Regions from separate parts of the Mus musculus genome. Here all the other regions are linked to region 5. The links are chromatin loops, found by intact Hi-C in ENCODE. Cell type or tissue: left cerebral cortex. All regions are shown on one strand. Each heading gives the region's core, and the rest is flanking DNA. Links, peaks and the distances in the headings are about the cores only. Region 1 has its middle 220 kb from the start of Tmem126b. Region 2 overlaps Dlg2 (discs large MAGUK scaffold protein 2). Region 3 overlaps Dlg2 (discs large MAGUK scaffold protein 2). Region 4 has its middle 91 kb from the start of Gm39048. Region 5 overlaps Dlg2 (discs large MAGUK scaffold protein 2).

What was found. Peaks named below come from ENCODE experiments on the same cell type or tissue, not always from the same donor. Only the 100,000 strongest peaks of a DNase experiment are listed, where the experiment ranks them.
Region 1: it touches region 5 in a loop (2.3-fold over the local background); 2 of 42 quality-filtered maps call a loop at or near these places.
Region 2: it touches region 5 in a loop (2.7-fold over the local background); 2 of 42 quality-filtered maps call a loop at or near these places.
Region 3: it touches region 5 in a loop (2.5-fold over the local background); 2 of 42 quality-filtered maps call a loop at or near these places.
Region 4: a loop joins it to region 5, with 4 times the contacts of the local background. A loop is called at or near these places in 2 of 42 quality-filtered maps.

The regions. Positions count from the first base shown.
Region 1 is chr7:90,688,469-90,694,555 of GRCm38, forward strand. It overlaps a transcript of Dlg2 not described here. Among named protein-coding and RNA genes, the nearest start is that of Tmem126b, 220 kb to the left of the region's middle. In left cerebral cortex, for the core only: no CTCF peak of the experiment used is centred there; a DNase peak (open chromatin) is centred at 2,519; H3K27ac peaks cover 808 bases.
Region 2 is chr7:91,130,016-91,136,102 of GRCm38, forward strand. All of the region lies in intron 1 of Dlg2 (discs large MAGUK scaffold protein 2), which reads left to right. Among named protein-coding and RNA genes, the nearest start is that of Dlg2, 42 kb to the left of the region's middle. In left cerebral cortex, for the core only: no CTCF peak of the experiment used is centred there; DNase peaks (open chromatin) are centred at 2,315, 3,134 and 3,714; H3K27ac peaks cover 1,967 bases.
Region 3 is chr7:91,123,249-91,129,335 of GRCm38, forward strand. The region is part of intron 1 of Dlg2 (discs large MAGUK scaffold protein 2); the gene reads left to right. Among named protein-coding and RNA genes, the nearest start is that of Dlg2, 36 kb to the left of the region's middle. In left cerebral cortex, for the core only: no CTCF peak of the experiment used is centred there; a DNase peak (open chromatin) is centred at 3,307; H3K27ac peaks cover 1,032 bases.
Region 4 is chr7:90,922,117-90,928,203 of GRCm38, forward strand. It overlaps a transcript of Dlg2 not described here. Among named protein-coding and RNA genes, the nearest start is that of Gm39048, 91 kb to the right of the region's middle. In left cerebral cortex, for the core only: no CTCF peak of the experiment used is centred there; DNase peaks (open chromatin) are centred at 3,403, 4,878 and 5,495.
Region 5 is chr7:91,213,339-91,219,425 of GRCm38, forward strand. All of the region lies in intron 1 of Dlg2 (discs large MAGUK scaffold protein 2), which reads left to right. Among named protein-coding and RNA genes, the nearest start is that of Gm24552, 27 kb to the right of the region's middle. In left cerebral cortex, for the core only: a CTCF peak has its summit at 2,548; a DNase peak (open chromatin) is centred at 4,240; H3K27ac peaks cover 1,731 bases.

The DNA.
Region 1 (6,087 bases), core at 580-5,579, 520 kb before region 5:
GCACCACCACACCCGGCTGACTTCTTTTATATATGCTTATGCATATATATATATATATATATGTAATTTAGAAAGTTTATACAGTAGTATATTTAGACAAGGTATTTTCAAAGTCTTAGTGTTAGTTATCCCTTCCCTATGTCCCATCTGCCATACCATCCAACTATGTATGTATGTATGTATGTATGTATGTATTTCTATAGTGAGCAGGAGACAAGTGCATACTATGGAATGTAAATGGAAGTCAAAGAACAACTTATGGACATTTGTTCTCTTTTCTCTCTTGGGTCTACCCACTGAGCCATCTCACTTGCCTCTCAAGAAGTCATTACTGAATAAGGTAATGATGCAAACATCAGTCCACTAAAATGTTGGAGCAGTTCAGTATTTATTTTCCACACCTTAGGTCATTTGAAAATCATTCTGTAAAGTTCCTTCATAGATATAATCTTGGTTACCAAAAAATTTAGCTTAAATAGAGTTGTTTGTATTATTCAAGATTTTCAAGAATTATGTGGCCTTCTTATTATGGGATCAGATTTATTTTAAAATTACTTTAGAGAGACCCAACATGCTATGCAATTGAGGTCATATATTCTCAGGAAGGTATTAACTCAGTAGAATAGTAATTGCAAGATATTTCAGCTGCTGGCTATTAAAAGGAGAGAGAGAGAAACAGTGTGTACAGTGTGTGTGTGTGTGTGTGTGTGTGTGTGAGAGAGAGAGAGAGAGAGAGAGAGAGAGAGAGAGAGAAATAAGCAGTGTTATATTAACAAACATCATGCAAGGAGTTTGTAACCATCAGTGGTGTCTCAGCTTATAATGATGAGTCAATAGTTATTCTCCTTTAAATATCAGCCATTTAATGACAGTTGTAAACATTGTTTCATGCCTCCTGTTACTCATTCCCTCTGTGTGAATTCTCTTATATGAAAACAGCATGAGCATTGTTTATTTGACATAAGCTATGTTGTGTTATGTGTGTTTCTCATCTTAGTGAAGTATTCATGAAGTAGCAGAGATGGATGAGGTCAAGACAGTCAAAAGGCCAGCATGGATTGGTACAAGTAGCTTACAAGGCCTCAACAGTAACTGAGGAGCTATTGATGGTTGACAGTTGTTGGGAAACAGGACTCACTCTTATTTGGGGGTGTGACCACAGAGAGGTTGCTCATCCTCTAGTGCATAGCCCTATACCTATGAACATAAAAACAATACTAATTGGATTGAGTGTGTTATTTTTACAAAGAGAGAGATGACATGAAGTTGGAAGGGAGATGTGTTAGGAGGAATTCAGGGGGAACTAGAAGGTAATAAGGGGGATTAAAAATATTATTTATTATGTGCATTTTTGAAATTCCCAAAGAATAAATTTAAAAGAAAATTACAGGAGAATATTGGAATATAAGAAATATTGAGGTCCTTTCACTTGACTGAAAACTGGTACAATTAATGCTACATGTTTTCAGTAACTATACACATATAGCATTTTTAAAAAATTATTTATAGTAAAGCTTAACATTAGTGAAAATGGCCAGGTAGCTTTCCTTTCAGAGGTGATTTAAGATCTTACACTTGTTCAACTATGGCTTTGGTATAAGGTCATCACCTGGGGCATCTATACCAGTGATCCAAACAGATGAAAATGTAGCATGCATTACTACAAAAGATGCATTTATTGGCAAGATCAGGAATATGCCACTTAGCTCCATGATAAAGCCTATGACTCAACTATATGACCATATTTAACTGCAAAAGAGCAGCTGTGTGTGGCATATTTACAACTCTGTATTAGTTACTTTTCCTGTTTCTGTGATTAAAAATACCCCAAATGAAAGCAACTTAAGAGAGAAAAGGTTTATTTTGGCTCTTACTTGAAGGGTACAGTGTGCATCATGGTCAGGAGTCAGCTCATCAGGAACTTGAAACAGCTGATTATATGGCATCCATAGTCAGAAGGAGTGTGATGAACCCTGCTGCACAACTAGCTCCTTCTCTTAACTCAGTTCAAACCCAGGCCAGGAAATAGTGACACCCTCATTTAGGGCAGATCTTCCTATTTCAGCCTCAAGAAGTCCCCTAGAGGCATTTCCAGAGGCTATTTTCCTAGATGATTCTAGGCCATGCCACATTAAAGGCTATTATATGCCATCACAAATTCATTTCTTGCCAACTTGCCATTCAAGAATGTCAACTTTGAGTCACACTTACATCCCCTGTTCATTACCATCTCAATGTGAAGTGAGAGCAGTTCAATTTCAGGAGTAGTCATAATCTTAAACAACTTCAACACTGTGTAAAAAATCTAATCTCTCTGGGACTCAGATCAACATATGAACCCCCACATAATCAACAACATATTGGTACAAAGTAAACATTTGCATTCCAAGTGGTAGGAATGGGAGCAGAGTAAAGAATGGTCAGATCTAAGCAAGAACAAAATCCAGTGGAGCAAACCTTAAATCCTCCCACTCTATGACCAGTAGCTGGGATTCGTGGTGAGATCATCTATGTTCCAAAGGGAGTAGGTAGCTTTACTCCTCCAGCCTCACTGCCTCTCTCTTGAGCCAGCTCCAGTCAGTCCATGCAGATTGTCTGGAGATGGTCCATAGTTCTGGCATTTATAGCATCCTGGGTTTTCATTTCAACTTTGGCTTCATTGTCCACAGTTTCATGAAAGGAAGCTTAAGGGCTTCCTTACTGGGTCTTTGACCCTGTCATACATTGCCTGGCTTCAATGACTCTTTAAAGCTTTGGAGGAAGTTTCCATGATTCTCTCCATCTGACACCTTTCAGGTTTATAAAACTAGTAGCATACAGACAACACTACCAAGTTCTGCTGCCATGTTATGAATGGAGCCTACTCCTCTTGGTTTCATTGTTAAAGTAGCACGTGTGTTCTAACCATGGTGAAAGTTTTCAGGACCACGGAATCTCTTCAGTTTAGACTTTCTTTATTCAAATGAATATCCATGGAAACAAGGTGAAACCTATAATGGGAGGGGCTTTGTCTAAAGCATACTCTTCTTATTGGCTCCCTGAAGTTGTGAAGATCTCTTTAACAACTATATCTGCCTTCTCACAACTATCCTGAATGCTTTTCTATCTTGAAATTTCTTCTGCCAAAGAGTCATCTCAGTCTTCCATCTTTCATAACTGCAAGATCAGTGCCTCATGGGTGATGTTGTTCAGTTCTACTGAGAGTGTGAAATAGAGCCTGGGAGTTCATCATGATAGGAAATCATGGTGGCAGTAGCTTTACATGGCTGGTCACATTAGATCTGCAATTAGAAATCAGAGAGATCTATGAATTATGCCACTCAGTTCACTTTCTCTTTTTTATTCAATTTATAACCTAACTCAAGAAATGATGCCTATATTTAGGGTAGGTCTTCCTACCACAACTAAACCTTATAAAAGAAGTCCTCATAAGCATCCCAATAGGTCACCATACTCAACAATCCTCAGCGGCTCCTTTCATGGGTAATTGAAGGTCCAGTCAAGGTGACAATCAGCATAAATTATTATGATGTTTAAAAAGATTTTGATCACTAAGGAGAATTGTAGTGCTAAAGAATTTCAGGGCATTTTAAAAGATAAATTATATCTTAACACTTTTCTAAATATTTTTCTTTTCAAGTCATATCTATCAATTTAATGGTGATAGCTGCTTGGTATTTAGAAAATATTATAGTATAATTTTCAAACTGAATAGATAAAATACACTTTGAGGGTTCATGGATCTTAAATGGTTTCTATCCTACTATTTGTCTCTAAAATCTTTAATTTTTCAAGCTCTTGGGTAAAAATATTTCCAGAAAGTAAATGGAGAAAAATTCCCTTGAGTTTGATTTTGTTCAGAATTTTGTTTATCAGTCAAACTGGAAATTTTTAAAAAATATTTTTATTAGGGATTTTCCTCATTTACATTTCCAATGCTATCCCAAAAGTCCCCCATACCCTCCCCCGACTCCCACTTTTTGGTCCTGGCATTCCCCTGTACTGGGGCATATAAAGTTTGCAAGTCCAATGGGCCTCTCTTTCCAGTGATGGCCGACTAGGCCATCTTTTGATACATATGCAGCTAGACTCAAGAGCTCCGGGGTACTGGTTAGTTCATAATGTTCAAACTGGAAATTTAAGGTCTGGATTCTTTGGTATTTAGAAGTCTCCTTATGCTACTAGCAGAAATGAATTATTTTTCAATAAAATAGTGGTCACCATCAATTATATATACATACACATCTTAGAAAATAATAGCAATTAGCGTTTATTTTTAGATTCCTTTTATAGGTTTGTGATTGGCTTTTCCACAAATATGGACGATGTTATTACAAATAAAGTATTATTATTCATCATTCTCAAATCTTAAATATAGTTATTCCTATACAACTATATAAAATAATATGTTTACATTGTAAAAGTCTTAATCTTGAATGAGAGACTATAGCTGGATAAAGTACACCATAGTCTGTTTTCATTGTATAGGAATATCCAGGATAAAACAAAGAGACAACTGAAAAGGTTTTGAAAATCCTTTGATGTTTGATGGTTAACAGGAGGAACATCTCTTGTGCAGACAGTGTATGCAGAAAGTCGGGGTGATGAAAATGATGTGTTAGTGAATATTAACTAGGTGTGTGTAACTCGAGGACAGGAGAGCTATGAGCTACTCTATGCTCATGCACACCAAGGTGTTTTAGTTATGCTCTAGAGTTTAGCAAGAAATACTGTTCGGTAAGAAAGTTTTAAAATTTCAGTAAATGAAAAAATGATGAATTCCTAAGGGTTCTGGAAGGAAGGAGAAGAAAGAAGACTTTGAGACCAAAAGAAATGAATTCCAACACTTGGTGGGTAAATGATGTGATTTAACTCCCCATTATCTGGAGGAAGCAAAGAAAACATTGAAGTGTGCCCAGCAGGAGGGCATTTCACTTTGGTGTATATATCAGATACCAGAGACAGTTTCATAAACTATCATGTGAAGGGGACATAAAGATATGTTTTTGTTAATTCTTGAAAGTTTTATAGTGTAGAGTCTTTAATTATTTTTAGTATGTGCTTCTCTGCTAATCTTAAATGTCACCACTTGCAAGTTATTTAAGCTTGGCACAGCTGTAAATAACACTAATAACATAGCCGTTCTCAAAGAGCACTTTTGAAGGTTAAATGAGATAATCTATGTAAAATACTTAGGGTAGTTCCTGATGTATTAACCAGATCCTGTCAGGATGAGGACCTATCACCAACATTATTTGATGCTAGAATTATCACTCCACTTGTGATCTATAATGGAATATACTGTTATAGATAAAGGATTGAGGCACACATTTTTAATAATATGCTCCCTAGCAAGTGTCTTAGGTGTTGTTGACTATTTTGTATTATTCTGCATTTTTGCTTGTAGTTTTTGTAATACCTTAGAAACAAAATTCTGCTTGGATTGCAGGTCACATGAAGACAGGCTCTGAGACAGGTTCGGCCAATGGGCTATTGTTTGCTGATCTGATATATATGAATAAAGAAATTACCCCAAAGCATCGTAGAATTAGCAACTGTATTAAGGCATTAAAGTGAAGAAGCTGATATTTACAAGTCCACATATGTGGATGTGTGGCATTTTAGGTCCAGACTTGGAAGAGAAAGAGTGCTTGCATGTCAGAGCCACTTAGAAGAGGAAAGTAGGATCACAAAATGCCTATTATAGCATCAGATATAAATGTTATGTAAGAGCCCCAGAATAGCATGATGGCTGTAAACATGTCAGATATAAAAGCCAAGAGCCTAATTACAGTTCCCCATCTAGTCTAATCCTGTTTCTATTAGCAACAAGGAGAAAAGCATCTGGGTTTGCTATCCTGCCAGTCTGAATTTTCTAGTTTTCCCTCCTCTAGCAGTTGCTTCCCCTGTAGAGAGCTGTAGGAAAAGAATTTTCCAAAGACATCTGCTGGTTGTTTTAGGCCAGTCTTCCTGGGATGAAGGCACATACCTGTGGTGAGCATCTTATAAATTAAAAATTGGCCCTAGCCCTGAAAATCCTACAATTAATTTTAGCTTGTTCATAGCAGACTAATTTCTGAAAATAGA
Region 2 (6,087 bases), core at 268-5,267, 83 kb before region 5:
ATCTAGTGTCCTCTACAAAGTAACACCACAGGCTAGGGTCCTCAGCAGCTGTCTCTGCCACTCTCCTCTGGTCTCTTAGATTTTTTTTTCCCCAAGGATCTACAAGTGTGTGTTCTCCTAGCCTTCCTTATTCTACTGGAGTAAGTTTTCATGTCACATGAGTTTCTGGCTCAAAAGAGACCATTTCTGTTCCTTTTTATGGAAGGAAAGAATCCCAAACTTTCCCTGATTCTTCAAGGGATGGAACATGGTCACTTGAAGGGTTTGCCTTTCTCCTTCATCTTTCCTTTGGTTTCAGTTCCAAAGCCTGTCTCCCCAAAAGCCACGTCTATCCAAGCTGTGCCTTATGAGCATGCTTTAGAGTTTGCTGTTGCTACAGTATTGATTCTTTGTTTCCCTTGGAGATTTCTGTCCTCATGAAATGTATATTTTCCCACTTAATGGCCCATATCACATCCCTATTTGTTACATCTAATTTCAATGGTCAGAATTAGGCCTTTAAGAATGGATTGGAACTGTCTAAAGTAAAAGAGCAGCTCAAATCTAATAATAGTAATAATTAGGAGTCAATTAAGCCTCTAAAAGCTAGTGAAGAAGAAAAGTTATAACAGCTACAGGGGTTGTTGTGCTTTATAAAATGGCTGGGTGCAGGGTGCTGCTTGGCGGATCCTGCCAAGATGCTCCCCTGTACAATCAAGCTATGCGACAGGCCAAATACAAAAGGAAATTTATTTGGGACATGGAGAAGAGGATAGAGGCAGAAGAGGCAGGGGACAGAGAAGGACAGAAAGAGAAAGGAGAGAGGAACATAGAAAGCAGAAGAGAGGCCGGCCAATGACACATAGGGAAGAGAGAGAGAGAGGTGGAAGAAAAAGGAGAGAGAGAGAGAGAGTGGAGAAATGGAGAATCCTTTTTATGTCTGAGCCAGGTTAGTACCTGGGTGTTGCTAAGTAACTGTTGGGTGGAGCCTAGAGGAAATGCTAATTGAGGTTGTGGAAGTTGAAGGATTCCTGACAGTATTCGACAGTATTTGGGACACCCCAACCCAGGATAATGTGAGAAGTTATGAGAGACATAAATATATAACCTGGAGTTAGTTTTTGCCCTTAGTTGTTTGCTTTTAAAGCTTTTTGCCATCTAACTTCTTTATTTCTTCCCCTGCCATCACTGTGTGGCAATCTTTCATACACCTTGACTTATACACAAACCTTAAGAATATTTTAGAAATATTTGAAATATTTAGAAATATTGTTTGTTGCTATAGACTGGAGAGAATTACTGGGTTTTAGTAGAAGGAGATCAGAGGTATTTAAGATCCAGAAAGATGGGAAGTAATTTCCTGCCCCCAATGTTAGTAATTGCTTCTTCAAGAAACATTAGACTGCCAATAATTGACTACATTCCCCCCTGTCTGCTTCTGCTCCATGTGATGGTGTGCATGAATGCCTTTGTTGGTACTGCAAGGTGCAGCAGCAATATTAAAAAGAAACAAACATTGGGTTCTTATGAAGCTAGGTTATAACATTATTATCCAGTTACTAACTTTGATGACAAAGCATGGTGACATTGGCTTAGGGATTGCTGTGACCCTCAAAGATAGGTTAAAAGAATGTGATCAGCCCCAGAATTGATCTGCAGTTCAAAGACCCAGAAAAGTGCCAGAATAATCTATGCCTGCTCTGTCGGTTTGATTATATTGTACCAACCTTAGCTGGCATCAAGGTCCACAAAGAAGGGAGCCGGAAGCATGTAGTAGAGAAATCCTGGGATTCTTTCTTAAGAATGTAAAACATGTATCTCCCTCATTTGGCTTTACCCTAAAAGGGGAGAAATATTTGGCAAAGAGGAATCCAAGAACCGTGTTTGTATATTTTTTCCACCACTGCTGGGAAGCCAATCCTGAGAACATGTCTTAAGCAGGCCAGAGAAAACTGTTTGCCAAAATGATCCCAGCCAGAAGAGTAAAAGCTCAGCCAGGTAAAAAGAAAGAATGTCTGTAGCATTTGTTTCTTTCTTTACTGCCGTTACATTATCACACAGAGGGAATGTAAAAGGATCCATGCTGGCTGAAGTTGTCTAGATGAGTGTTGGCCAAGGTGTTTAGAAAACAGTGATTACGGAAGGTTTCTGCTTGAGATGAGATTAAAAAAGAAAAAAAAGATTTTAATTTTTCCATAAAGGACTAAGGTACTTGCAGCAGTAGAGAGCTTTGCTGTTTAGTGCAGTACCTAGTAAGAATGGTTCAGAGGAAAGAGGAAAGAAAAGTAAATACTGGAGCCACAGGGGTTAGGCGAGGTAAAGGAGAGAAGAGAAACGACAGAAGCAGAGAGCAGATTGCACATCTACCAGTTAGTTAAGGATTTGAATTTTGCCTTCACGCCTGATCTACTTTGGGAAACTTCAGTGTTCATTCATTTCAGCATTTTTTAAGGCAAAAAGTATCAGTTTTTTATTCATTACAGAAATACAAAGTCATTTCCTTATGCCTAATTTTCAAACAAAGTTTGCTAATTTTAAACTATTAAAAGATCTGATAGGAAGAAAGATCTACCTGATGTAATCCTGTTGGGAGGTCTTACATTGCACTCTTACTTAAATTCTATTGAAGGGATGTCTAGAAACAGTCTCAGTATCAAAGGCCGGTGAGAAATCTTCATTCACACCTATGGTTACCCCCAGAAATGCTATGGAAGAGCAAACTACTGAAAAAGACCTTAGAATACTTGCAGTTAATGTCTGCAACTGGATTTTTTTTTTAAAAAATGAAGAGCCAAAGGTCTCTAAACTGAATAGTAAGTCATTTTATTTGACTTTTTAATATTTTGTCTTGGAATGTTTTCAAAATCAAGCCTTATACCATATTGTCAAGAGGAGATAATAGGAGCCCCTGCAAATGTCAAGGAAAAGGTCACGGCTGATATATCCGTCTCCAGGTTTGGCTAGCAAGAAATTTTGTCATTTTCTTGTCCCCAACTTACTTTTCCCCTTCCTCTCCTAGGTTAGTTTAAAGATAGGATACCAGATCTGGCTCCTGGTTGGTCACAATATGCTGCTGTTTTATTTTGGGTATATTCTCATATTCTTCGTACAGTTACTTGCCAGTAGATCTGGCTCACCAAGCTATAAACTTGGTTTCTTTTTCTGTGTGTTGTCATTGTTATTTGTTTGTTTTGCTCCAACTCTAACTTTTGGAAATTTGCCTTCTATAATAGTAGCTGCTCAGCAGTTGTTTGCTGAAAGAAATGAGTAAATTGTCTCCTTAATCATTCTATGCAGCAAGTCCAAACACGCTAAAATATGGCAAGAATGTGGGCCATGCTGAAATTTCATGTGCAGGATCCTCAAAGTCAAGTAGTATCTGGGCAAGCATTCTGGGCATTCTTAAAAACCAAGTAAAAAGGTTAAAATTTAAAATTTCAATGTTGCCCATGCCCTAATCTGCTTAGATGCTCTTTGGAAGAAATAAACGGTACAGTTGTAGCATTTACTATGTGAAGAAAGGGAGTGTTCCATTCCATTCATTCTTCAAACTCTGAGCAATGAAGCAAGGTGAGAAAATATATTTATCCTTTAATGATCTTATATTCATGGCTGGCTAGAAGGGTGGGAAATGCAGCTTTGACAACCATACTACAAAGCAACTACCTCTCAGGCTATGCAGGTTGCACCATTTAATTTTCTGTGCAGATGGCTGACTGACATAGGAAGTAGATTCGAAGTAAGGGACAAGGAAGGCTGGGCACTTTAATGACTCTGCCTCCCAGTGGGATTTGCAGTTGGAAGTGATGGATGTGAGGAGTGAGCCCTTAACCCCACCAAGGCTTTTGTGTCACAGGCTACCTCATGAGCCTTCTGCTGCCTTTTTCCTGCACGTTTTCCAGGGTCAGGTTAGGGCTTTCTTTGTTCATCTTGATGATTTCTTTCTCTGGTATTTGTTGTCTCTCAGGTGAGCTGCATCTGTTCCATTTATTCCAATTCACTGTGACGATGACATTCTTTTTCCCAAGCGATTCACAGTGTGATTATTATACTGGCTTTTCAAAACTCACTTCATAGTACCCTTCTTATTTTCAACTTGCTTGTTAAGGGCCTTTGAAATTGGCTAATTTCCTAGGCTGCCACTGATTTGGAATTTTTCTAGAAACATCTGCCAGTATAGAATGTTTTATGGTAAGTGTTTATCTATTTAAATAGCAGAACTCAAGACTCCAAGAAAGTCATGGAGTTTAAAACAAATTTACTTTCAATATTTTGATTAAACTATATTTTGAACCTAAGAGTTGACACTTTGTAATAAATGGACAGTTGCAGCCTTATTTTTGAAAGATGACACATAAAATATTCTGAGACATTGGCATGCAATCATAGGGACAATCAATACTAATGATTACTCACAGTTGAAACTGCTAGTGGTAAACCTCAATAATTTTGCTTTAAACAGCCTCATTCTATGACTTCCATTATTCAAGACCCATTTTGTTCCCTACCAATCATGTTTGAAATGTGCTGTAATAGTAACTTTTCATTGATGCAACTCTAAAAGAACCACTTAAAGGAAGAAGAATTTATTTTATTCTTGAATTCGGTGATTTCAATTCATGGTTGCCTGGCTCTACTGTTTTTAAACATGTGGCAAGGCAGGAGGGTCATGGCATGAGGACATGGCAGAGGGAAGCTATTGTCTTCTACTAGCAAGGAAGCCAAGAGAGAAAGGGACCAGAGACTGGAATGCTATATGTGTCTTAGTTCCTCCAATCAGCCACATCTCTGAACATTTCCACCACATCCCTATAATGTCACTTAATAGGTCCATCCATCCATGAAGTTGTGGTTCATGTGATTTCCCAAAAGCTCAACTTCTGTGGAACAGAGGCCAATTCTTCAGCACATGTGCCTTAAGACACACTTTTTATCCAAGGTATAACATATATAACACGGATTTGTCACTTAATTTTGCCTGTCTCTTGACATTTTTTTGTGGTTAGAATACACAAACACACACACACACTACACAGCTCCTAACATAAGATCAACTCTTGAGTGACCCTGTTTTTACTCAGCCCTGATTATAAGCTTACCTTCCTCTCCAGCCAGTTTTTAAAGATAAAACTGCCTTCTGTTTTCCCAGTAGTTCCTGGTATTAAATACATCATGTTTTTGTTTGTTTGTTGTTACAGCAAGTAGGCATTTGGGTATTCGTAGGGGATTAGCTGAATCAAAAGTTAAACCCTATTTGTGAAGATAGATGTGTTATAAGAATTTGTCTGAGGAGCATATGATCCTTGTTGGACTTATTGCTATTATAATGACTAAAACAGACCTGGAAAATCCTCTGGCCATCAAAGCTATTTGCTGAGAAGCCAAGGCATGCAAGAGGAAGCCTGGAGAAGCATGGTATTTCAAGAGGTAATTTTTGTGGAGGCTTCATTCTCGTTATTTGTAGGAGACACTTTGCTCCTAATAACCATCCTTCATTTTAAAAGTACCATCCAACCCCCAAGTCGTACACAATTGTGTGCTGTGCCCTTGAACAAAAACAAAACGAGGTCCTAGTCCTTGTTCTACTCCTGGGAGTAAGTTTAAAATTACCACCACAGTGAACCCATTTTTCAAGTAAAAAAACCAATGAAGAAAACTGGCTTGGCTTCTCCTAGTTAACTAAAGGAAACCTTGATCATTGCTCACTTGTTATACTTTTTCTTTTAGCAAAGATCTTCCACTTCTGTGGTAATTGAGTAGTTTATTTCTCATCAGTCAACATAGTGAGATGGAAGCCTGCTATATTAAAAAGACCAACTTAACTTAGTTGTATAGTCTTACGTTAATTGCTTAACTTGTTTAAATTTTAGGGACTCATCTAAAATATGGAATTCTAGAAAAGGACACACACACACACACACACACACACACACACACAAGGCAAAAAATCACAAGGCAAAATAGCTTACTCTTCTAAAAGAAAGTTCATTGTTGAGTGGCAGACAGCATAGGATTGATCCATGGTAGAAGTAGACACCTTGATAAAGACAGTTGATACAGTTTTATCATTAGTTTTTCTTTCTATTTCCTAGGTGATCAAGGCCGTAT
Region 3 (6,087 bases), core at 946-5,945, 90 kb before region 5:
GTGAAACTGGGCTAGAAATGATCTGTCAGGGTCTGGTTGTCACTGACATTTTATGTCAGTGGCTTCAATGTGGTGAAGGAGGAGGACTTTCAAAAACAGTAGGAAAAGCTGGGATGACATCTTTTCAGAAATAGTTGTATCTTGGGGAAAGATGCCAGGGTTGGGAAAAAGGGAGCTGGCTTAGGTCTTTTCTATATTCTCCAGGGAGGAAACATGAGATAACCGCATAAGTGGCAGTGTGACTTTCTTACATGAACTGTTCAAAATGGCAAAGTTTGAATTTTGTAAGAGTCTATTAAGGGTCTCCAAAATGCTGCATTCTGGAGGACTGAGTTTTTCAGACTTCAATTATTGACCTACCTGATGTCTGGGAAGGAAGTTGGACCTTTTGTAGTTTTCTGAAATACCAGAGAAGACAAGGTCTAGTTTTGGGACTTTGTCAATAGCTCTGATATCCAAAAAATGTAATGTAAATTAATTTATGTATTTCAAAATTTGTTTAGACAAAAAGTATGCAAACTATCCTCTCATAAGCAAACTAGCTTATTAATGAGGCCTAACACGGAATGGAAAGTACCTATATGTAAAGTGTTCATCCATTACATAGTTTTGTAAATATTCATGTATTTCACTATAGAACTATTGATTGTTTGACAAAAGAAGTGGCTCAAGGTGATTGTGGAAAGTGCTGTGGCCGACTAGAGGAGAGAATCATATTAATGTACTGCTCCCTTTATCTGTCTTAGATTTGTCAAGCTGGGATTCTGTTGGGCTACCTGAGTCTGAGAAGGATAAATGAAAAGCAGGGAGATGGAGATGTCCTGTCCGTCTGACACCCTAGCTATTCCTCAGTACCATGAATCACTAGGGATTTGACTTAGGAAGCCTGTAATTTTTATAATTTTCCTGTAATGCCTTTAGGGTTTCTCTTAAATGTCCTTGGAAAGTTTTTTTTTTAATGGGCAAAGCTTTATATTCTTTAGAGGGGGTGGGTAGTTATCATTGACCTTTCAAGTCAAAATTTAATTGGCACATAATCAATCATATAGTTAGCTCTAGTCATTGTAAGAAGTTGGCATCATTAACCCTGCTGTGCCTTAACAGTGCAGTGTTCAATGCTTCACCATAACGTGACTTCTGTTTCCCCTATTTTGACTCTGTATCCGTAGTGATGCCTATCTTTTTGACTATCATGTTAACCAGTTATGCTTCTATATTGCTATTAGACATCACTATTAAAATTGCCACTCCATTCTGAAGCATTCATTTCTTGTACTTTTCCACAAATCTTGCAAGTAATTTATGTCTTAATCAGAGTCTTCCCCTCATTGTGAAGCCTTCACATATTTTATAGCCGCCAGGTATTTATTTAATGCCTTCTTATAGCATTTGTTGTCTTTGCTACTTCGTGATACTTAGAATTTATGACATATTTTGTTTACTTTGCCTTTTAAAGGAACTATAAATATTAGGATCATATCTTCATATTTCTTCGTACCTTTATAATAAACTAAGTTAAGGCTCATGAAAATTTTCTGAACTGAGCCTACGGAATTTTTTTGTATTAAACGCAGAAACCTTAGGGCACGCATCTCTGCTTTTCTTCCTCGAAAGAAGACCCTAAACTCATTTGGTTTAGTCTTACACAGTAAGCACAGATGTACCTCAGAAGCTTCTCAGCTATGGGTGGGAACTTGCCCACCGAGTCACAGCTAAAGACCTTGAGGATGCATGTTTGCTATCTATTTGTTCTCCTCAGTAAGGGAAAAGGCTTCTAGATGCAAGTTTGAGTAAAGTAGACATGCTGCTCTCCCAGAAGAAATTATTGATGTTGCCCTTCCTTGGAAAGATGGGGAGAGATGGAATGTTAGAAGCTAACATGAAAAGATGTTTCTGTTTGGAGTCTCAAAAGAATTTACAAAAAAATGCATGCACAAAAGTGCACTTATCAAGATTCATTTGGAGGTGTGCATATCTTATATGAAATTTGGTTGACAGAATTCTGAAGACCAAGAAGTCTGAACATCTGCCATCTACAAACTGGAAAACCAGTTTTAATTTGCTGGCAGTGAATTCAGACTGAACCCAAAGGCCTGAAATTTGAAAATGGAGGTACTCCTGACGATCTCTCTGGCTAAAGATACAAGAACATTTCCTTAACATCTACATGGTGAAGTTGGGTATACTAGCTTGAATAAAACAAGGGAGGGAACAAGGAGAACAGAGATGGAAAGGAAAGAGAAAATTCACCTTCTAATATTTTTCTCTGAATACTAAAATGAACCAATTTCATGATGTCTACTAATAGTGGTGAAGGCATAGCTTCTTAGTCTGCCCATCCAAATGCTAACCTCTTTCCAACGAATCCTCAGAACTTCTACAGAAGCATGTAGAAATAGTGTTAGTTGATTTGTGATGTTAAGCATCATAAGGAGAACGTTTATCATTTGCTCAATGACAATTAAGGGCTGTTCCAAGGAAATAGGGAGTGAAGAAAAAGTAAGTGAACAAGACAAGACCAAAGTGTTAATGGTCTCCCGCTGTTTCTCATTCTGTCATTATTTTGGAAGAACTTTCTTGAACTATCAAAATAGCCTTTGAATAATAGGATAGTTTGAGGCACTTTGAATTGGTTAAATTTAACTGGGCAGTTGGGATTATAACTTTGGGGTTTATAAATTATAACTTCTTTAGTGATCTTGAAAACCAACCTTATTCATAGCCTGGGGACAATGTAGTGTCAGAAAGAAAAAGGAGCAGTGCACAGATGGGGATTTTTGTCTCAGTAACTTTCTCAGCCTCCATTTTCCCCACAGGCAGGACATAAAGGTGAGTACTTGGTAAAATATTATTATTTTACCAATAATTATTATTAATATAGCTTGATGGAAGTGTACTTGCTAAGTGCTCATTCTCATGATCTTGATTAAGTGGGCTGGATATTTATACATCTCCTGGCTCACATATTAACATAATGTCACCAATGGAAACGGAAATATTTCCATTGGGAGAAGACAGAATTGAGACCCTCAGGTATAATGAATCCATTTAAGAATTTTTTATGAATATTTAACTGATTTTAAAATCCACTCTGAATATGAATATCCTCAGTGACATGTCCATACTCCAAGACTTTTCAGCATAGCCTTATTTTTATTCTTGTCACCTTAGCTGTAGCTTTGACTTGTGGGGGTTCCTCTGGTTTGGAAGAAGGCTGTTTTGCTTTCATTTTTAATTATAACTTCATATCTACATGATTCCAGTATTTTTTCGGAAAGAATTTTTTTTTTATGATTTAACAAGTTAAAAAAAATCTTTTCCTCACTTTTTTTGAACATGAACAGATGGTGCTTTTCTGTGTCTTTTTAAGGTTGCTCTGTTTTCCAAAGCAGCACCTAGGCTATGCATTTAGTATAGTATAACTGAAAAGTATAGAAAACAAAACTGTCCATAGAGTTTTGAGTTTATATCAACACTTCTACCTTACTAGATGTTTACTGTGCAATTTAGTCGCATTGTGTGGACATGTGACAACATTGGACCTGAGAGGATCTGAGTCCATATTCTGCTTAAAATGAAGCTTAAGATGACAATACAAATTTAATTGTATATAGTCTGTAATGTAAAGTAAATATGCCCAAATTATGCATTAACATGTGTAATACTTTATACTTGATCATAATTGGCAAGCTTGAATAAGAATAAGAGCAATAAATTTGATCTTTCAGACATTTTTATTATTCTCCCAGCCATTGTGTCTTTCCTCTATAAATCATTGATTCTTAACTAAATGAACTGTTTAATTAAGGTGATGACAGGCACTTGGCAGAGATACTGGCTTCTTCTCTGGTGTGCAATGCCCATTCCAGTGTTACACTGAAATATAGATATAAATAATTTAACCATTTATGTCCATGCCTCCCCCAAATCACATCTAACAGAGACACCAAGTGATATTCAGGGGCAATCATAGTCATTGCCCTCTGAACCTTAAAATGCAGGTACAAGATCTGGAATAAAATTAACCATTTTTATTCTTTGCTCATAACACTATCTAACCATAGTAAACTATTGGATACTGTGTAATGGTCAAGCAAATTATCATGTTCTTTTGTTAATTTTGATAGTTAACAGGTAATTTATTTTCTCTGCTATTACTTTTTCTTCAAACAAGAAATTTGAAAACATTTGCCACAAATATCCTGGATGTGAAATATAGAGAGACACTGTTGACAGAAAATAAGAAAAAGCTTCTGCACTTAGCCAGGCAGCCCTGGCTGGTATCTCAGTCCTGCCCATCCTTCAAAGCTTCCCTGACCTTCCTAGGTTAAGCTCATGACGCTCTTCCTTTGAATGCTCTCTAAGGGATTTGTAACCTTGTGAATCTCTCTCTCTCTCAGGATGGTGCAAGCCTCATGGGAACAAGATTTCTGTTTTATTCATTTTAAATCTCCTGACCCCTATGCTTTTACCCAGTGAACAGTACTCAATAACCATTTTGTGGAAATAATGTTATTAGATTTCAAGAAAGAAAATATCTCTTCTTGTCTCTTGTGAATGTTATTGAGTTGTTATGTCAGAGCTTACATTTTCTCTCTCAGGTAATGGTTTTAAAATCTTTCTAGTCAGAGGAATACTCCATCCTGACCTGAATCAGCATGCCCTAAAAGGGCTGGTTTTGTGATGATAGAGGTTGCCATTACTGATATCAGGAGTGCTGTGCTATCCATGCCTTTATGTGATAGCTCCATTTGGCAGATAGGCAAATGGATGTTTTAAGGAACTGAGCAATTTGTCTAACCTCACAGAACCAAGACTCAGAGTCAGTTCTAGGATATTTTAATAAAACAGTATGCTGTATTGACTTTACACCATCCCTGCCTTTACATATGCCAGAAGAGCATTAGATGTTGGTTGGTTATAATATTTTATTAATACCATGTGAGAAGTTTAGAAGTCATTTATGATAAACCCTTTGCTTCCCATCCAGTATGTTCTTGCTCAAGAGCTGTCCTATGAGGTTGATACCATCAAGATCAGCTAATAAAAATTAAAAATGACAATGGTTAGATTAGAACAATCCATTTTCTACTGAGGAATTGAAAGCTATTCTTGGAAATGCACCTGAAGTTTGTAGTATGGTAAAGCTGGCTTATAAAGGCAGCATTGAGTGATCTCCCTTCACACGCACATTGCTTTTGAAATATTTTAGGATTTCAAAGCCAAAATGCTTAAAGAGCTCTAAAAGAATGACTGCCCGGATCATTTTCTGCAACTTAAGAATTATGTAATGCTTCATTTTAACTCTTTATTCATAAACTAGAATATAATAATTGTTTGAAGACTAGTTTTAAATTTTTCTTCTTTAGACAACTCTTCATTTTTCCTATAACACAAATGGGTTCTGAATTGAACTAAAATACTTAACTGAGGTATATATTGAACTGAGAGGACACTTGACATTTAAAAAATACATTTTTTTTTCAAATTTCTAGCACTCTGCAGTAAGAAAAGTGACTATTTTTACTGGTTTTGTAATTATACACTTGGTGAAAAAAGTCCAAACAAATAAATTCACTCTAAAATGTATAATCCTTGAATTTTTATATTATAATTTCCATTTGGAGAATGTCACATATGTACAATTATGATCATACTTACCCTCCCATTCCCCTTCAAAGTCTGCCACATCTATCCAAGAAATTATCAACTAGCCATGATGGTTATAGTACTCTAAGAGTATAACAATGTCATAATCTTTATTGAGTAACTAACAATCTTTTAATTGGATTTGAGACTTGCTTCATAGGAGAGAATTTTATGCCTAGTCAAAAGCTGTGGCAGGGGAGGTCATAGGCCCTAGGGGACAACCTACTATTGTTATTTTGAATGACTATCCTGTCAGATTGCCTTCTAAATATCTATGTTTCTACCCTTATATATGCACTCCTCTATACTTTGGTTAGATAAGCTTCTTTTGGTCCGCGGGGTGCACTCAACACAGAGATGAAAAGTGTGTCAAAGTGTTAAGAGCAGTAGCCTGAGCATTGATCCTCTAAATGGAGCATCTTTATCAATCACCCTCTA
Region 4 (6,087 bases), core at 609-5,608, 290 kb before region 5:
CTGGACTATGACTTTTAAAAAATTTAACAAATCCTAACATAACCTCCTGAAAACACCATTTTAATGAACCTATGTGTAACTCAAGGTCACAGAGACTATCTCTGATATTTTCTTCTCAGCATTTTACAGCTTTAGCTCTCACATTGTTCCCTCCGATCAATTTGGAGCTCATTTTTGCATGTGGTATGTGCAGATATTTAAGTTCATAGTTTTTCTTGTTGAAAAAAAGTCTATTCATTCCTCACTGGATTAACTTGGGGACTCTTTTTTTGAAAAAGATGTTAAGTATGAATATCTTTGTGGATTTCATTCTTTCCTACTGAGTTGATGTCTCTCCTTCTACTTGGTATAAGCTAACAATCATTGAGAAGCCACCACTGTAGTGTTGATGTCAACATCATAAAAATTTTAATGCTCACAAGTTATTTGTTTGCTCCAAGCCATGAAAGTATAATGAGAGAAAGGTGATTTCAATATAATCTATTTAACTCAAAAACTCTTATCTTTTCTATAACACTGGGTTTTTTAGTGATGGGTGTGTTTACTGCGTTTTCTGCTTAGTTTTTTAAGGCACATGTATTGGATCATTATGATTCATTAATACCTTATTTCAACCATATTTATGCACATCTTTAATAGTCACAGCCATTATTTACCTAGCTAATTGTGTGATACATATTAATAAAGAAAATGCACAAAAATTCATAGGAGGCCATCAATAAAACTTGTTGCATTAGCATGTATAAAAAAAGCTAGAAGTGAGAAAGGAATAAGATACTAAAATCAAGTTCAAGCTCTTCAACTCTTCAGTAGTATGGATTGGTATGTTACTTCCTTATACCTAATATTCACAAATATTGATCACAAGTCAACACAGGCAAAGCTAAAATTATACATAAAACTCTCCAAGTTAAAATTACACATAAAACTCTCCAAGTAGACATCATAATTACTGTTGTGTTTTCTAAGTGCAGTCAGTGGTCCCATTATTCAGGTTTAAGAAAAAACTGCTATCTAACTGTACATTCCATTTGCAGGAAGCATAAAGCTTATAAACTCTTCAGTTAATTATGACAAACTGGAAGTATGGTTCAAACATAGATAAACTCCAAGGGAGGTTCTCAATCCATTCTGCAGAGCTCAATTGAATTTATGCTTTTAGCCAGCAGTGGTCTTGGAGGACAGACAGATGGTATTAGAACAGGGACCCTGATGGTGCATGCAATGTTAGCTTTGGTTGATACCATCACTTACTATCAGCAGCATGCAACGTTCTGTTATCTGTTATTCTATTATGTGTTGGCATTACAGAGGATTTGAAATGAAGCTTAATAATTACTCAACCAAAACCTTTACCCACTACTAAAGGAGAGCGGGTTGATATAAAGGAATGAGATGTGGACTCAAACAAAAAGATTGTTGACATCTTTTACTAGCTTTATGACTCTTTATCAAGTTAGCATAGCAATTAACACATACTTCAATTTCAGAATTTTATTTCAAAATTGGAGATAACATATGAATGAATCTTAGTTTTTGGTAAATACACACTACAGGTTAATTTTGAAAGTTGGGTTATTATTACCAGCAATGAAGATATCTCAATGTGGCTATAGTTTAAGTTCTACTGGTTCTCAAAGAGACCTGAGTAATGAAATATGGCAAATTGGTCTACTTTCAATTCATCCCAAAGCCTCTAGAGTACAATTGAGAATACAAAGTTTGGAAATGTAAAAGGGTTAACCTGCAAACAGGATAAAGGTGTTTTTTTTTTCCCCTGATAGTCATTTTTTATAACTTCTATAATACCGAAAGCCTTTTCTGAATTAAGAACTAGTGTTATATTTGTGTTGTCAACTTAAGTTCCAGAGAGCTATCTTGGAAGAAATAATTCCACTCTCCCTTGTTGAAAGAGCCTCCCGACCCATGTTTGGTTTGGATTTGGAGTACACAGCATACATATAAGATGATGCAGATTCACTATCCTGAATGTAAAGCTCATCTCTCTTAAGAACACTCCGTGTATCACTTTCTTACTGTTATCTGCTTTCTTGTTTGCTGGTGTTAGATCTCCAGGGCAAATCCACAGACACATGGAGAGCTTTCAATTTGCATATTGATGACTATTCACAGACCAGCTAGAGACATGAATGACAAATCTTCCAAAGAGTAAGCCCACTCAAAGCCGAAATTGTACAAGCATAGGGCCTGGGAAAGGGTACATACTGATCACATACTTTTATAAAGAATATATCTTTGTGATATTGTTGCACCTAACTTATAAATTTAAAAAGGGTTAAAGCCAGGTAATGTTAAACAACTCAACTGGACAAAATTAACATGGGAGCTCCTTATATGCCTTCCTTGGGCCTGCTTTCTCTTCTCTCTGTGCTGTCCTTTGAATTGTGTGCCAACGTGACTCATTAGATTTAGCCTCAGTCATTCCTGATAAGTGAAACTATTCCAGGAAGCCAGGTCTAGCAACAGGCAGCTTCCTACTCCCAGTACAGAGTGGGAGTTAATGCCAAACTTCTTGACGCTGTCTCCAACTACCTTTAGCCTCAGTGGAATTGTACTAAATATTTGGACAAAATCTGGCCCACAGTAAACTTGTAATGATGCTTGGCATTACAATGGAACTTTAATTGCTGCAGTTCTTCCAGGAGGTCCTAACTGGCAGCATGTAATGTGATCCCATGTTTGCTGTGTAATAAAAGCCCCCACCCCAGGCTAAGTACAACACATTCATTTAATCAAAAACTCAAATTATATGGAAATATTCATGTCTCAAAACGGTTACTACTCCACTATGTCCATAAAGAAAACTATATATAAATATTTGAAAACCCTTACTTGCTGATCCGTGTATATTCAAACACCTCTGAACAAACACCTAAGTAAGAAGTTACTGCTATTTGTATCTGGATTGGATGAACCTCTCAACGTATGGGAAGTAAATGTGCTAATTTATTTTGATAGTTATTTTAAATTGCATTTTGGTGAAGCAAATATTTTGCATAATCTAATATCCATGCCTTAATTAAATATATACTATAAAAACACTTTCTTAAAAGACGTTCAGAGAAGCAGTTTGCCTCTGCAATGAATTTGGTCACACACCATTGTTCTTTAGGTAGTGTCAGCATTTTCATTAAAAGCTGTACTCTATTTATAGCCTGGAAGGAAAAATGCATTCCGGGCTAAAACTTCATGTACAAAATGTTTTTCCAAAAGCGGTTTTGTAAGGTACACATAGATGGAAGTTTTATAACTGTCTGAAATCTCAAGGTTTAGAAGGAAACCCATGAGAAGCTGACAGAGAATTTCATTTATTCCTGCCTCATATGTATCAGGATAGCACACAGCATCTGGGATGAGAGCTGGGCTATGAAGAGAATATAGTTCTCTGTCACGAAGCCAGAAAGTCAGGATTCTTGGATTTCACTTCTGGTTGGTCTATTTGATATAGATCAGAAGCAGCATGGATTCTGTGGTCACTTAGAATGAGGCTACGATTCCGTCTCTGCTGCTTACACAGTTTGGGGAATTTCTTAAGCCTGTAGGGTGAGCAGGATACACTCACTGACAAGTTGGATGTCATTGGACTGTGCTTATTTCTTTTTTAAATTCTATTCATGGCTGTTTGAAACTGCATATTCCGTTTTCCTCTGTTAGTGGGAATCCTTATTCTGAAAATTTATTTTAAATGAATGGTTTTTCTAAATGTATTTTGCCAAAATGAAGTTTTCAGAGAAATGATACAGTTAATTCCATTCCACCTTTAAAGAAGGCAAAGTATGGTAGATAATATATGAACAGCTCACATGATTTTAGAGTTGTCTAAAAGTCATCAATTTTGTCCCTGCAGTTTCCAGTCTAGGGACATTTATTACCTTACTCTGTTGACGAAATGAGCCGAAATTGCCATAGTTGACTTGAATAGATATTTGGTAGTCACATGGATAAGATGAGCCCCTTATAAAGATATATGGAATTTTGTAGGATACAGCAAAGCATTCTCTTTACAGCTACCTAGCTAAAGAAGAACCATCGGAAGGACTGGGAGTTTGCCGTTTTTTGTTTTCAGAATTGCTGTATCCTAGAGCTAGTTCATCATAACAACATACATTATTTAGTTTGTACAAACCTAGCTTATAATTTCTGGCTATCTCATTTCATTCATAAAACAATCTCTTCTCCTTTTATCCTTAATTAATTTGGTGTATGTCTGCAATATACTTACTATGCCCAGATACTGTAAATTCAAGTGGAAGAAAACAGGCATTGTTCCTTTCTTCATGGGGGAAGCAGAAATAGAACAAGTAAGTGTACGTGTAAAGATAAATCAGTAACTGGGGTAATTGCTATTCAATTCAAATATGTTTGAAAAGAAAATGATGTATAGAAAGACATCTAAACAGAATGCTAATTAAACATATATTTAAAAAGTAAATCAACTGGGTGGGGAGAGAGGTGAGAGATGGGGTGGGGGCAGAGAATGGAGAGAGCTATTTTGGCAGAATGAATAGTATATACTTACACGTGTTACAGAAGGTTGCATTTCTGAAAAACCAGAAGACCACCATGGGAGTAAAAAAAATAAGATTAATGGGGAGTGGGAAGGATAGGCAGTGGTAGAAGACACAAGCCAAAGCATGTTCAGAACTTCACTGAAGTGTTACAGTTTGTAAACTGAGCAGGGAGGAGTGGGTGAGTATATGTTGGAGTTCTGAAGTTATTGTTCTGACAGCTATATAAAGAACAGGTGGGAAATGAAAACATAGGTGGTAGATGGTCTCATTTAAAAACATAAAAGAATCTTTTTGCAAAGATTTTTGCAGAAATCCGGACAAAAATAGCTGTGGTGTGAATTATCTTGGTGGTGGAAAAACGAGAGAGATGAACAAATGTGTGGTGTTTGTGGACAGATATTCCAAAACACGGGATGATTGCACAAGTAAGTAAAAGGAGGAAGTGTGCTGTCAGATGAATTCTGCGCTTTGATGCAGGTTCCTTTTAAAAATAGTAGAGGGGGGAGTACGGAATCTATTGAAACGTCTCTAGACAAAAAGTTGAAGAAGACAAGAAAGCTAGTAAGTAAAGCACAAATTCACAGTAGATGATTTAGCAAAGGGGTCACGGGACAGCGGTTTCAATAAGGTGGTAGTGCTGAAGAGTAAGTAAACATGACCATTATATATATTTTGCACTAATAAAAGCTTACTCTCTGTGGGAAACCATTGATGTGCAGTATGGAAAACAAGAGGTTACATATATAATAGATGTGTTTAATTAATAACAAAAGTCTCCTTAGAAGATGGAATAGATGAGAGCTAAGGACTGTGTCCTGGTTGGTGTCTGATATGTAAGTGCAGATGGGTACGGAGAGGTACTTGAATATAGAAGTAAGTTCGAATGTGCCAGTGGGAAATGTTGAGTGGGATGTCTTCTATTTACTATGTGAAATTGCAGTGAGTGGGCCTGACTGCTGAGAGCGAGAAGTGGGGAGAGGAAGGGACCAGATGGTAGAAGCATTAGTATGATGCATAGCAGGATTAAATGTCTAGAGGAGATGAATGCAGCTTCCTAGGATGAGCTTAAAATGAAAGAAAGGGTTTCTCTCCGACCTGTGGATAGTGCTGTCAGAACAAATCACTGCAAGGTGGTGTCTCTCTGCTTTGAGTTGGCTGTTGTACAGCTCTCATGTACCATCTCACCATACCACAGGCTTTCCTCATTTGGCAGGGCACTCTCGCTGTTAAATGTGCCTGTCTAGTTTCTTGTAAGCACAAAGGGCACCTCCAGGACAGAGAATATTTTTAACATCTAATGTAGTGTCACATTTGTAATAAAGATTACCAAGAATTACTGAACTGCTAAAAATAAAATCAGGTCAGACAATTACATAATTCATTGTGCATAGAAATGAACAAAACAACAATAACAGTTCACCAAATTCCATGAGACTCAGAGCTATGAATGGCCCGAAGCTCTGCTCATAACAGTTGGGGCATAATTCATAAAAACAAACAAACATATAAACAAACCACAAAAAGATGAAGGACTCTCATCATTTTCATGATGGGT
Region 5 (6,087 bases), core at 374-5,373:
TGCTTTGCTGATCTATACCAAAACAACATTTGAGCACATTGCAAAATCTAAATGACTACTAACAATTTTTAAATATCATGGCTAAAGGCACAAATATGCACATAAAATGTAAAGTCTTACTTTCTGTTTCTAGTTATTGTTCCATTTCAAATGTCCCATAGGATAGTAGAGAAGTATGAACTATAAAATATTTATTCGGAAAGAGAGGCCCATTGGACACACAAACTTTATATGCCCCAGAACAGGGGAATGCCAGGGCCAAAAAGGGGGAGTGGGCGGGTAGGGGAGTGGGGGTGGGTGGGTATGGGGGACTTTTGGTATAGCATTGGAAATGTAAATGAGCTAAATACCTAATAAAAATGGAAAGAAAAAAAAATTTATTGATCACATGATCTCTTGGTAGAATTATATGAGGATATATAACTGTTCATAAGGTCCATATATCAAAATGCAAATAATATTATTTACACCATTCAATTATTTTTTTCTGGTTCTTTAATGTTTATGGTCTTTCTTAACAGTTTCCTTCTAAAACCAAATAAAGTAGTTTTATGAGGAATAAAGTTATTGGATATTTTTTTATTTTTATAGACTACACAGACTTATTTTACTGTGATCCACGACTGTTACAATGAGGTAAGAACTAGCTGCCGTTCATTTATCAGTTACTATATTAAGAGTGCTAAATTGTGTATTTTATTGCATCTTTACAGTTTTCTTTGGCAAACTTGATTCATATCTCCATTCACTAGTGAAGAAAAATACATAAGCAGACAAGATGCTTTTCGTTGCAAATTTAAAGCACACAAACATTCTCTGCTCATCACCACCATTCTCGGTGCTCCGGAGGCTGACCAGGACTTGCTATGCTCCTCATTTCTTTTTGGCTGGCCTATATCTAGCTGTTTGTGTGGGTTCAACCAAAGGGTGGCCATTATAAAAGATCAGAATATAAGAGAAAAAAGGCCCAGAACATTTGTTCCCTGCCCTTGCACTGGAGGTCAGTGGTCAGAAGATAACTCTGGTTACTGCAAGCTTATACCTTTTCCCAAGTTTTCAGTTCATGTTAGACTCCTGTGCTTGCTTTTTCTCTTTCCTGGGTCCTTAACTGTAGAAAATGGCCCTAGCTCTGCTTCTGCCGTCTCGGTTACCTTGTTATCCCCATCCTTTAAAAGAATGTCATATCTCCTCCCACAAAACTATCTTGAACATCGCTTTTCAATTGCTTCTTGTTTCCTCTGTGTACCCCAAAGACACAAAGAACTTATGCTGCTATGTTGGAAGGTTAGTTCATGACATAGCTGTCAGTCCTGGGAATTCTACTTCTGCTCTGTCTGATTCCAAATTATAAGTTTGCTACTAATGTTAAGATGTGCTTAATATTAAATGGTACCAAAGTTATAGAAAGAGTTAACCATTCACTAAAAACAACTAACATACACTCAGGGGATAAGCTTTCAACTGGAAGGATTTTAGAAATATACTCTCAGCAGGGGCAGAACCAGAAACCCTGAACATGTAGACATGGGAAAATATATGGCAAATTGTTCACCATTAGCAAACCATGAGTGTTCAATGTGGCGGCTTTGCTTTAACCAAATCATATTGTATCCCTGATCACTACAACATCTTCGAAAGGGTTTAGCTATTTAAGACTTGAGTGTTTTATAGTTATGTCTCAGGATGACCACAATAGCTCTTTTCAGTGTAGGCATTAATAAAAGATAATTGACCTTGGTTCCCATGGTTTGCTTTCAGCTAAGGGACACAGCTCCCATCATGGTCAATTATCTCATAGTAATTCCAACAACAAAAGTGACTTCTGCTTAATTAAGCAGTTCTCTAATGACCTTCCTGGCCTGGAGGATGTAGCACAGCACAAATTAATGTGACCATCTCACATGGGCTGCTCAAATACAGTGTGAAGTATTTTCTAACATGGAATGATTTGCCAAATTAACACCATGAAGATTTGATACTGAAGACACTTTGAGGATGAATTAAAACTCACTCTTTTTTTTTAATTAGGTATTTTCTTCATTTACATTTCCAATGTTATCCCAAAAGTCCCCTATAACCTCCCCCCCTCAACTCCCACTTCTTGGCCCTGGTGTTCCCCTGTACTGAGGCATATAAAGTTTGCAAGACCAATGGGCCTCTCTTTCCACTGATGGCCGACTAGGTCATCTTCTGATACATATGCAGCTAGAGACACGAGCTCCGGGGAGTACTGGTTAGTTCATATTGTTCCACCTTTAGAGTTGCAGATCCCTTTATCTCCTTGGGTTCTTTCTCTAGCTCCTCCATTGGGGGCCCTGTGATCCATCCAATAGCTGACTGTGAGCATCCACTTCTGTGTTTGCTAGGCCCAGGCATAGCCTCACAAGAGACAGCTATACCAGGGTCCTTTCATTCCTGTACTTCTACTTCAATGCAGATAAGATAGAGTGCTCTGTCTTTGTATGTAGACTCTATCTCTTTCAGTCACTCCCCAGCCTCAGTCATCTGAGATGCTCAAAATTCTCCCAAAATTAATATTAACAACACTGCACCCCCATGTGGCAGCAAAAATTGCATCCCTGTAAAGTAATAAATGTTCAGAGAGACCTTCTCAATATTTCTAAGATTTCTAATCTCTTTAGAAATGTCTTACTGACATAAGAATTTTTTTATAGGATCATAAAAAAGAACTTATTAGAAAACACTAGAGTGTAAAACTGTACAAATCTGCTTCATCTGTTTTTTGTCCTGGCATAAAATAGTTATGTCAACCAGAGGAGAGAATAAATGTAAAAAATTGCACAGAGAACAGATGTCAATAGTACATTTTTAAAAATCCATTTTACACTACGGATCCTGTTTAATTGAAGGTGGGGGAACGTATACTGGACTCTTAGACAGAAGACATAGTTTCTAGAACATGGACATCTTCTTGCTGGTTCTGTGGCATTGAACATCATTCACAATCTTAGTATTCTTATCTGGAACAATAAGAACACCTTTTTAAAAATGTTTTTAAAAGCATTAAGGATATAATAATGTTTTATTAGATTATGCTTTAAAGTCTCTCCATTAGAGTGTGCAATTCTAGTTGCATCTATAAATTGTATGACTAGCTAATTAAAAGCTTCAAAGGCAGTGAACAGCACATTTAAACCACTGTCTTGAAAATTATTCTTGCTTGTATACTGTATGTTTTAAAAATAAAATATTCACACCTATATATCACATATCCATTGAGTGCATAGAAACAGCAATGAGTTCACTGTAAAGCCAGTCATATTTCTGATATAAAATGCATGTAGGTGGCTCTTTGTTTTCTGTACTTTGGGTCTTATTCTCTTGTTCAATTTTGTATATGTGGTTTGTTCTGTAAAATCATATTTTACTCAACATAATGCAAAGTCTGGTCCCTCAGTAGCAGACATATATTCAGCAGACAGACTAGATTTCTCTCTATTTTATGTTCTATTTATCTTCTGGGATTCAGAGAAGATATATGAAAGAGCTCTGTATAAAATGGGCACAAATGATAGTGTTGTTCAGTGTCCAGCAAAAGAACGAAAGTGTGATATTATTTATTCTCCTTACTGTTTTTAAATAGAATAACCAGGAAAACAATATTTATAGAGAATGAAGTTGGAAAGCACATGAGTATGAAATATAACAGACTGGACAGGGGGAAAAAAAGTCATGTTTGCATGTTTGCTGAAAACCTTTGATTTTCACACTTTCCACTACAGTTTGACAGGTAAAATTGAGAAGGGAAAAAAACAGTGCAAGGGAAAATAGTCTCAGGGGAGCTTTTCCTCTGGATTTGAGAAACCGACAAGGGATTACACATAAAGATTCGTTCTAAAATACAAGGTTAGCCCTCGCCTTGACCCTCTTTCACTCAGGCTTTGAGAAGCTGTAAGTGGGGTTGCAGGAGGTCTTTGTGTGCTGTGTTTGAGCATACTGCCCAACAATCCTGGGAAAGGGCAGCATTTCTACATTGTTCCCCCAAGGAAGGTTGAAAAACTAGTCTGGAGAACTGATTTGCAAACTGCTCTTCCTAGATGATTTCCTTTGTGTCCTTTCTGCTCATTTCCCATACAGTCTTCTATGCACTACGTACAAAAGCTGTAGGACTAAGTTCAGTTTGCATATAGGTAACTATTTGGCAATATCATTTCAGTTTGGAAGCACAGAGCTGCCGCAAGTCCCCATGAGTCTCTCTGTGACTAAGCCAGAGGCCCCAAGTCCTCATGAGTCTCTCTATGACTAAGTCAGAGAAAGAGAACAAAGGCAAGGAACTTGGCTCAAACCTGAGAACATTTACATACATTTATGTACATGCTCAGCATATTTTGTTGTGAAATGTGCCAATTTCTGGAGTCCTATTGGATGACTGCACTTCAAGTGTTTGAGTAAATAATACATTAGGGGATATAGACAATCAAATAATCATGTGGCAAATATGCCTTTACTGTATTTTTTCCTTAGAGGATTCATTTATAACGGCAAATTCACAGTGATATATGCAACAATGTTGGGAAATTTTGCAGTATGTTATTATATTCATACAATTTGTGCCAAGAGATCTACTATAAATAATCATAAGAAAATGCCCTTTAATGTATCACAACTATACATAGCAATGTTATTACCCTGGTTGGTCTTATTAGGTCACAATGAGAAAAATGCTCCTCACAGTGTTAGACACTGACTGCATGTATGCATGTATTCAGTAAGTATCTCTTAACAACTTCTCGGTCTGCATAATGTGCTGAGTCCTAACCATAGCTTATATGGGAGGTCTCTGTTCTTTGAGCATCTGAATCACATACTGAGAATAATGAGGAAAGATCCCCATTATTCCCAGACCTTTTCTGTTTTCCCTCTCCCTAGCTGATGACCTGAGATGTAAATGTCAATTAGATGCATTTTGTAAACTAGATTTGGGTTCTCCTTTCCTTGTGGTCCCACAACGTTTTGAATGAACCTGGAGAGAGTTTGCAGAGTGTTCTGGGATGTATCTGTCACCATTAGAAACATTCATGTATTCATAAATGTCTTCCAGGAGCTGAGAAATGGAATTTGGGGCCGACCATAAGTGAAGCATATTCCCTTTTCTGCAGCAGCCCAGGGTAGTTTAGAGGAAGTGCATATTTGGGTGTCTAATTACCATACTTAGTAAGGTGACAGATGCATGTACTGGGTAACGAGGTCAGAGAGTGGAAATGAGCACTTCATCCGTATATAGCAGAAATGGTGTAGAGAGAGGGATGAATTTAGAAAAAAATTTTGTGTGAACAACGTGAGTTCAAATAGGAGGATCATTTTGGGAAAAGCCAGAGGGACTGAGTGAGTGAACAGATCTGGCTCCAGAAGGACACATGCCACAGGAGTGGGAAGACACTCAAACCACAGGAGTGGGAAGCACCCTGGGGAGGGAGGGAGCAGGAAAGAAACAGTCTGGCTGCTACAGAAACAACAGAAAGCAGAGGAGGCCCCTGGAGGCGAACTCACCAGAGAGGCTGCTGAGAGGAGAGGCAGTCTGGAAAAGACACAGGGCTTAGTCCACCAGAGATGGAGTGTGGGCGAGTGTGGGGGCTTTTGATGCGAGAGGCAAGAGATTAGATTTTACCTGCACCACTTCTTGATTTGCCTTAATGAACTTCACAGTGCCTGGGAACTCTAATTGTACTTGTTTGGGTTTGCAGTTAAGAGACCTAGATTTAAAAAAAAAAAAAAAAAAAAAAACATATCTTCTTATGAAGGCCATTACTCTTCAAAAGGAGAGCTGCATCAAGATTTACTTCAGAGTCTTTATTTGGCCTCCTGGGCCTTAATTAAAAAGAAGAGTTATGTAAAGAGGAGAGCTTTGCCTGTGTTACTGAACATGGGGCATGGTGTCCCAGAGAGATTTATAATGCAGGTAGGTCTGTGGTTGCAGCCATTCTTTTGAAGATCATCTACAGCTCTGTCTTATAGCCACCTAAGTGCCAATATTCAGGGAGGGCAGGCAAACCAGACCAGGTGGTATGCCTCAGAGATCTTGCTTGCTCACTGGGGCATCATTTAGCTCCATCCTAGGGAACCACC